Regions from separate parts of the Homo sapiens genome. Here region 1 is linked to region 2. The links are chromatin loops, found by intact Hi-C in ENCODE. Cell type or tissue: MCF 10A. All regions are shown on one strand. Links, peaks and the distances in the headings refer to the core of each region. The heading gives the core; the rest is flanking DNA.

Evidence for each region. Hi-C counts contacts between places; a loop is a spot of excess contacts. Peaks named below come from ENCODE experiments on the same cell type or tissue, not always from the same donor. Only the 100,000 strongest peaks of a DNase experiment are listed, where the experiment ranks them.
Region 1: it touches region 2 in a loop (4-fold over the local background); 1 of 110 quality-filtered maps calls a loop at or near these places.

What each region holds. Positions count from the first base shown.
Region 1 is chr5:53,417,204-53,421,600 of GRCh38, forward strand. No RefSeq gene overlaps it. Among named protein-coding and RNA genes, the nearest start is that of FST, 61 kb to the right of the region's middle. In MCF 10A, for the core only: no CTCF peak of the experiment used is centred there; DNase peaks (open chromatin) are centred at 1,758 and 2,288.
Region 2 is chr5:53,301,184-53,305,580 of GRCh38, forward strand. LOC107986380 (a long non-coding RNA gene) reads right to left here and starts at 3,718. Exons shown (of 2, transcript XR_001742510.1): 1 at 3,593-3,718; 2 at 1-828. In MCF 10A, for the core only: no CTCF peak of the experiment used is centred there; a DNase peak (open chromatin) is centred at 2,138.

The DNA.
Region 1 (4,397 bases), core at 223-4,222, 120 kb after region 2:
CAGCCTACATATCAGTTTTTAGCAGCTTCCCTAAAATTTTTCTTAGGATGGATTCCTGCAAGTGGAAGCACAGGGACAAAGGATATATACATTTAAAAAGGCTGTGTTTAATTTCTGTTCCATTTGGTGAGTGGAGTGGCAGGGGTTGAGGGGATGAGCTAGGCCTGTTTAGTCACACTGGGGTATAGAGTAGGAGATTTCTCTTTTCAACCATCACCCCTCTAGGTGTCAAGGGCCCCACCTGGAAGGCTCTCACCAATGCTGATATGAAGGGCATCTACGCAGATCCTCAGCACAGGTTACATATAATATTCACTCAAATGAAAACTGAATGGTCCACAGACACTGACTTTGCTCCCAAGTGATTCCCGGATGTTAGCAATAGATGTACTCAATCTACTATAGGCTGGAGCCCACTCCATTCCTACCCACAAAATCTCTCCAGGTCCTACTGTGCCTTGACCTTGCTATATACATTTTTAAGGATTTTTCAAATTTTGGGAAATTTGCCTTTTGCTTACCAGTTGAGCATCTGAAACTCAAAAATTCAAAATCCAAAATGCTCCAATGAGCATTTGCCTTGGATGTCTTGTCAGCACTGGAAAAGGTGCAGATTTTGGAGCATTTCAGATTTTAGATTTTCAGATTTGGGATGCTCGACCTGTACTTGTAAGCTGCTTCAAACTCCCTTTCCAATGCATTGGTCTACAAGTAAGTAAATAAGAAAAATTATGTTCTGTAGGATAGGAGGCAGCAAACTACAGTCTCCAAGTCAAATCTGGCATGCAGCCTGCTTTTATAAATAAAGTTTTATTGAAATACTGCCACATCTATTCATTTCCATATTGTCCATGGCTGCTTTCTATTACAACTGCAAAACTGAGTAGTTGTGATAGAGGCCTATGGCCTCCAAGCTTAAAATATTTTCTGTCTGGCCCTTTACAGAAAAAGGTTGCTGACCTGTTCTTCAGAATCAGGCTACAACAACGAAGCTAGGGTCTGTACTCACATACACCCCTATTTGTTCGATGAGCTTGTTCAGCTCCATATAACTTCCTTATTTTACTTATGAATGTCTTATACTATATTAATGCATCGTTAATACATCTGGCCTTCATAACTTCAGACCTTGCCATAATTAATTTTTAAATTTCACTCCTCTTCTCATTCAATTTTGATTCACAATTTATGAACACACACTATATTTCAGTTACCCAAATTAATAATGAACATGCAAAGTGGTATTTTTCTCTCTGGAAATGAAAGACACACGTATTTTCAAATGCTTGGTGAGCAGCACTATTGATATTTCTCTTTCTCTTATTCCAAGTAAATATTATGCCGCGTCTGTGTGGTCATAGCCATTTCCATCACAAAAGACTCTACAAACCCAGGATTACCTCATCCCAATAGAAACAAAGGGGAAAAGGGAATTAGGCTGAAGGGAAAGCTAAAGTAAAACCATCTTCAGCGATTTCAAAGGGACTCAGAAATAACAAAGTATATTTCTTTCAAGTAAATGTGCCCTTTTTTCAAAAGACTACTGTGGCAGTCCTAAAAAATGCCATTAAATGCAAAGCATAGAAGAGAGAGATCATTAAAATTAAAAATCAATTAAATTCTAAAATTTAATTTGCCTAAATCAAATTAAATCACCCAAGAGAAAACACACAGCTACTTGAGAAGTGCATATAAAATTGCAAGATACTCCCGTCTCCTAAACAGCTAGTTAATCACTGTTTTCCAACTGACGTAACAAGGATGTGCTTGCGTGTATTGTTTACAAGACCAAATACATGATTAATAAAAAGACGTAGTTTAAAACACCCTCTTTTAATGTTTTTGTTACACAAGTGGACCCAGATTTGTGATTAAAACTCATCAGAGAAGCATGTGAAAAAGTGGTATGAATCATTACTGATTTCCTGCCTTGCCCCTTTCCAAAGAAACTCATCCTTTCCCCCAATTGAAAACACATAAAAAGTTGACAGTTATAAAACCATGTAGTAAGACAGCAATTTGTTTTTTAAAAATTTTTTACTCTCTAATACAAAGCCTTCTTCCCTAAATGCTAATATGTGACTTAAGTCCTTCCTAGAGGTACAAACATGATTCATAGTTTAATATAGCTAGAGATAATTTTAGAAAGAGCCCCTTTTGTTTAAATGAATGTGAAACCTTTTGCCAAGCCTTGAAACTGCTGCCTTCATTGGCATGTTGACTTGTAAAAGGTGAGATAGTCTTTGGTAGCCTTAACTAGAGTCTTGTACGAGGAAAAAAAAGAATGACTCAAGGATCTCAGGAGACTTTTTTTTACCCACATTACTGTGGTCCTACTGTCTGATGAAATCCAAGGGTTGTTCAAGTACAAAACAATTTTCACAACTTCACAGGATGTTGAAAGATCCATTTCCAAGCCTTCATATCCAGGAGTCCTTCCCAAACTAACATTCATCGTTTTGCCTTTTTTTCCTTTCATCCAGGTGCTCTGGGAATTAGTTATTGAATTCATTTTCTCCCACCATTCCCAGCCCCATGACTACATCCCCTTTATAAAGTGTAAACTATACCACTTTGGGGCAAAACGTGAAGAAAATGTCTCTTTGGCCTCCCTGATCTACGCTTTTAATATTTCTTTTAACGTTGCTCTTTTCTTCCAGGAATCTAGCACCATGTGCTGGGTTCTGTATTAGTTATGTATTGCTGTTTAACAAATTATCCAAAAACTTAATGACTTAAAATAATAATTATTTATTACCTCACACAATTTCTGTGGGCTAGGAACTTAGCTTGGTGGGTTCCGCCTCAGACTCCCTCAAAAGGTTAGAGTCAAAACGTCAGCTGGGGTTACAGTCACTGAAGGTTGCATTGGGGCTGAAGAATCCACTTCCCACGTGGCTCACTCACATACTGCTAACTGGTGCTGGTTGCTGGCAGCAGGCCTCAGTTCCTTACCCCAAGAAACTATGGGGCTGTTTGGGTGTCCTCATGACATCGCAGCTGGCTTCCCGTAAGAGAAGTTGATCTGAGGGATCTCATAGAGTAAGGCAGAAGCCTCTGGAAGTCACACTTAGGAGTCATTTCCACAATGTACTATTGGTTACTAAGGTAACCCTTATTCAAAATGGGAGAGAACAACACAGAGTGTGACTAACAAGAAGTGAGAATCACTGGAGGTCATCCTGGAGGTGACCACAGACCCTAATGGCCCAAGGTCTTCCACCCTGTCCCAGGCTGCCTTTGTCCTGGCAGTCCTCTCCAGATGGCCTCCCCAACGAAAGCAAATCTTTCATGAGTGTATTCTGTCAGTTCCCTATTCTTTACTAAGGTAATGCTGCTGATCTGTTACTGAAATTTTGCTAATGTGCTCAGAGAATGCTGCAGGGGAAAAGTGTAGCTTTTTGCACACATTCTCCTTCATCAGCAAATAAAAGAGTCAAGGCCTTGACTAAACACTGATTCTCAGGGTGGAAGCACCAGGTCTACTATAAACAGATGGGGAAATGTCCTATTATTTAGTCCTGGAAAATTTCACCATGTAGGCATATACCTGCTTCAACAACTCCTAAGTCTGAGTTTATAGGGACAATTTGGACAATAGGATTATTCTAGTCACAACAAGTTTTTACTTCAGCTCTCTGACTATTCCCTGTGCACACTTATGCATCCTCAGAGCCTGGCAGAGACCACTCAACAAATACTAATCTCATGAAAAAAGGAAGGTCTAGACAGACTTCATAGTATTGATAGAGATACACACCTGCTTCATAGAAACTCAAGAGGTACAGCTTCAATAAAAAAGAACAGAGGAAAAGCAAAAGAAAAAATCATTGAATACACTTTACATCAATGCAACCCAGTTACTATCAGAAAAGAACAATTAGAAGCAGAGCTCTCTGAAATTAAAAAAGCGAAGAATGGGATTACTTCATTCAAGTTATGTCTTTGAAATTAAAAACAAAAGAACTACAAACAGTAATTGTTAGTCAGAGACTAATAATAATAATTTCACTTACTGAGCATCTAACTTGGGCCATGTACATCATACATTATCAATACCTCTTTCAACAACCCTGCAGGGCAGATAGGTATTAGGATTCTCATTAGAAAAGGAAAAACAAACATGAAACAAATGGCTAGTTTAGAGAGGCAGAACAGGGATTTAAACCCAGGTTTGTCTGACTTCAAAGCACAACCTTTTCTCCAATGCCACACTGACTAACCTGTTGTCTTTAACAACAACATAAAAAAAAAAAAAAAGAAAGCAAAAAAATAACCAGGCTCACTGACTACTACCAATGGAAGTTAAGGTAGCTCTTTGACTCCTCTATCATCTACCTGGGCTCATGGGTGCAAGTATTATCAGATTGGCTCAGTGCCCAATCACAGGCCTGCTA
Region 2 (4,397 bases), core at 91-4,090:
TCTCTGACAGAACTCTCTTCCTTGACTCTTCCTAGCTTCTATAATGGCGGTCACTGGAAGCTGTGCAACTGTATCATACAATCTATACAAATATGGATAGCTCTGTTTCCTAGGGCTGCTATAACAAGAAAATGTGCCACAAACTTTGGTGGCTTAAAACAACAGGTATTTATTATCTTACAGTTCTAGAGATTGGAAGTCCAAAGTTAAGTTGTCAGTAGGGCCGTGCTTTCTCTGAAGGTTCTAGAGGAGGGTCATTCCTTGAGTCATCCTAGCTTCTGGTGTTGCCGGCAATCCTTTATGTTCCTCAGCTTGCAATAACATCAGTTCAGTGTCTGCCTCTGTTGTCACACGGCACGCTCCCTGTGTATTTCTGTCTTCTCTTATTATAAGGACACCAGTCATATTGGATTAGGGTCCACCCTGATGAACTCGTCTTAAGTGAATTACATTTGCAAATAACCTATTTCCAAAAAAAGGTCACATTCACAATTACCAAAAGTTAGGACTTCAACATCTCTCTTTAGGGGACACAGTACAACCCATAACAACACCCAAGAGCATGCCTCTCTGGGCTGGACACCTTGGCAGAAACAGATTTGAGATATCCATGCATAGGGAGATTGTGTGACCAACTGCTTTAGTCCAGAGAGGTGCTCCAAAAGGCCCTGCAGGATCTCTGGAAGGTCCACACGGCACTCCCAGGATAGAGTTTGATTTAAACAATGGCCTCAACTCCAGGAAATGAGTGCCAGATGATGGCTGCATCTTGTAAGTATGCCTCTCCTTCCCTCATCTTTCTTATACCTTGCAGGAGTCCAACACCACCTGGGGAAATGATAGCAGAGGAAGAGAAGAACAAGGCAGGGGAACTAGAGAAGCCAGCAACATGCCCTTCACCCTGTAGGTTGGCCTGTAGCAGCCCTAAATTAGGTAAAGACCCAGCTTTTGTTTGCTTTTTAATTGTTACAGTAGGCATGACATATTAATTCTAAAATAAAACTCTTCTTATAACTGAAAGGGACATGATTTCTAGGAGTCAGTGGGGGAAAATATGGGGCCAAGGGCAGAGAAGAACTAGACCTACAGAAAGGGGTTTTGCTGGGAGTATATCAAAACGATAATGTTGTTTTGATTATAAGCCATGAGTCCCAATGTCCAGTACTCTGGCATCATATTTTATTTTACCAAATTGGCTCGAGAGGAAGTTGAAATCCTGGAGAGCTTTATAATCCCAGGAGAAATTGTAAATGTTTCCAAAGAATTGGCTCAGTTATTACATACTTTTTAAGAGAAAAATTAACATTAAAAACAAATTATCTTTAACTGGAAAAAATGAAAGTACTGAGATACTAATGGTGAGTGATAATACATAAAGATATCAAGTACTTAGAATTTTAGATTGACATGTAACCTTCCTAGTCTGTAGGCAGCATATTGTAACACTTAAATATCAACCGAGATTATAACAGCCTTTGATTTCACAACCAGTAAAACATCCACTCTAGAGCCTTCCAGTAATCCATTCAGTTATTCAGCCAGCATATTTGTCTCTCACAGAGCCCAAACTGCTTAAAATCTTTTACTAGTATGTTTATCAAAACAAACATAACCCATGTTAAGATGGTTAGATAGGAAGATTAAAGGCTTCTAAGCCCAAGAGGCTTTGACAACCAATTTTTATGTCTAGAAACAAACCACAGAAATTCAGCTTCTAATGACATGCAAATGGACCTTGAGCAGGAAAAGGAAAAGTTTGATGTCCACTGTAGAGTTGCTGTGTAAAAACTCATTCCTCAATCATATACTATAACCTTTGATTATAAAAATCCTAAGTGGTTGAAATAAGGTTAAAATGCAGTACATCCCCAGTCATGTAATAGCCTCAGGAAACTCTGACAGTATTAATAAATGTCCTTGCACTTCTCAGTTAACCTATAGGAATACTGAAGATCAATTCTAGTACTTTGCTCTAGGTGGGCCCAGATTGATAGCCTGGAACCTTATCAAAATAGGCACGTGGCACCAAGATGTTTCCTAGAAGTGCTCTCACTTCCTAGTGGATGTATTTCATTGTAACCCATCAATGATTCAGAGTACTGTGGTTTCAAAATGATTAATATGTAAGGGTTGTAACAATGTGAGTCAGATGAAGCAGAAAAGGTGTGAGGAAATAAAACCATTATAGGAAAGTACACCACAAATTTGTGGATATAGTTAGTCAGTGAAAAAGAGTATAATAGAGTGTGCAACCTTAGTCATTCACATTTTCTCCTCATCTGGCAAATGCAAATTACTTAGAGGATTCATGTAATGAATCACAAATGAAAATCATCATGGATTTTACTTTGCATTATTCTCTTAACATATTTATTTACGCCCCAATATGTGCCAGAAATTGTGCTAGGTGCACAATTGGACAGATGATAGGTAGGTAGGTAAATAGATAGGTAGATTAATAGTGTTAGGGTTGGAATGTGTCTGCAAAATTCATGTGTTGTAAACTTCATCCCCAGCACAACCATGTTGAGACGTGGGACCTTCAAGAGGTAATTAGATTATGAGGGCTCTGCCCTCACGAGTGAATTCCTGATAAAAGGATGATGATGTATTCAGCCCCCGTTTTCTCTCTTCCACCCCCTCTCTTTCTCCTGCACACATAATCTCTTGCCCTCCTGCCTTCTGCTATGAGATGACACAGGAAGAAGTTCCTCATCAGACGTGGGCCCCTCCATCTTCTACTTCCCAGTCTCCAAAGTTGTAAGAAATAAGTCTCTGGTTTTATAAATTACACAGTCTCAGGTATTCTGTTATAGCAACACAAAATAGACTAAGACAGACAGATAGGTAGGTAGAGAGACTATGATAGATAGATAGATAGATAGATAGATAGATAGATAGATAGATAGACACTCTTGGCCCTCAAAGAATTCCCATTCAGGAAAGGCCTCAGACAAGTAAATATTTTCTACTGACTAAAAGTCCAAAGACATAATTAAGTATTCAGGGCCAGAACATGGATTTTGAAACTCCCCTGAGGAATTTATGTGCCCAAGCCATTGAATTGGATTGGTCCTTGATATATTTATAGCACTCAGTGTCAATTTTTTTCCATGAAGCACAAAATAATACTAAGTTCTTAAGTCCCTTAGGGATAACTTATTGCAAGTTAGTAATGTGAATTTAAAATACTCCCTCATTTTGTTCACCTCTAAAATGATGGAATATGGGAAAAAACTCACATATTTTATGAAAGTTGTTTGGCATAGCTAAAATGATAAATTTTTAAATAAATACATTTAACTCTTTAGTTGTGTTAAGACCCTAGATTACTGAACAGCATGATGAGCTATTTTTTTCTTTTTAAAACTGGTACACAGAAAATTGCAATTCATCTCTAACTTAGGAACCACTAAAACTAAGGTCATTTAGAGCAATAATTGTGTCTTTATTCAATATGATATAACTGTAGTACTTAGCACAATCCCTTATTTATATTAAGTACTCAGTAAATATTGGTTGAATCAAGTAGTAGAATACTAATAGATCATGTGACTATAATAAAGTAACATTTCGGACAGTGCCAACTTACCAAATTTTCAGATGAATAAAGGAAACTGGCTCTTTATGAGTTTTCATTCTTCTCTTCATTCATTTATTTGTTTCTTTGTTAATATATTGATTCATTCAACCCACTGAGTGAGTGCCTATTATATGCAAAATGCTGTGGAAGGGAAAAAGACAAATCATACAGGGATCCCGTCCTCAAAGTTGACAGTCTAATAATAACATATCCGTAACACTTATACAAATACAAGACACACACATGGAAAGGCATAAACCGGTGTTGGCCAATATAGTAGCTACCAGCCACATGTGGCCATTGAACACTTGAAATGTAGTGTATCCAAATTGAGATGTAGAGTAAGTGTAAAGTATGCCCTAGGTATTGAAGACTCAATAGAAAAAAAGATGTAAAATATCTCATTAATTTTTTTGTTATTATACTTTAAGTTCCGGGAAACATGTGCAGAACATGCAGGTTTGTTATATGGGTATACATGTGCCATGGTGGTTTGCTGCACCCATCAACCCGTCATCAACATTAGTATTTCTCCTAATGCTATCCCTCCCCTAGCCCCCACCCCCCCAACAGGCCTGAGTGTGTGATGTTCCCCTCACTCTGTCCATGTGTTCTCATTGTTCAACTCCCACTTGAGTGAGAACATGTGGTGTTTGTTTTTCTGTTCCTGTGTTAATTTGCAGAGAATGATGGTTTCCAGCTTCATCCATGTCCCAGCAAAGGACACGAACTCATCCTTTTTTATGGCTGCATAGTATTCCATGCTGTATAGGTGCCACAATTCCTTTATCCAGTCTATCATTGCTGGACATTT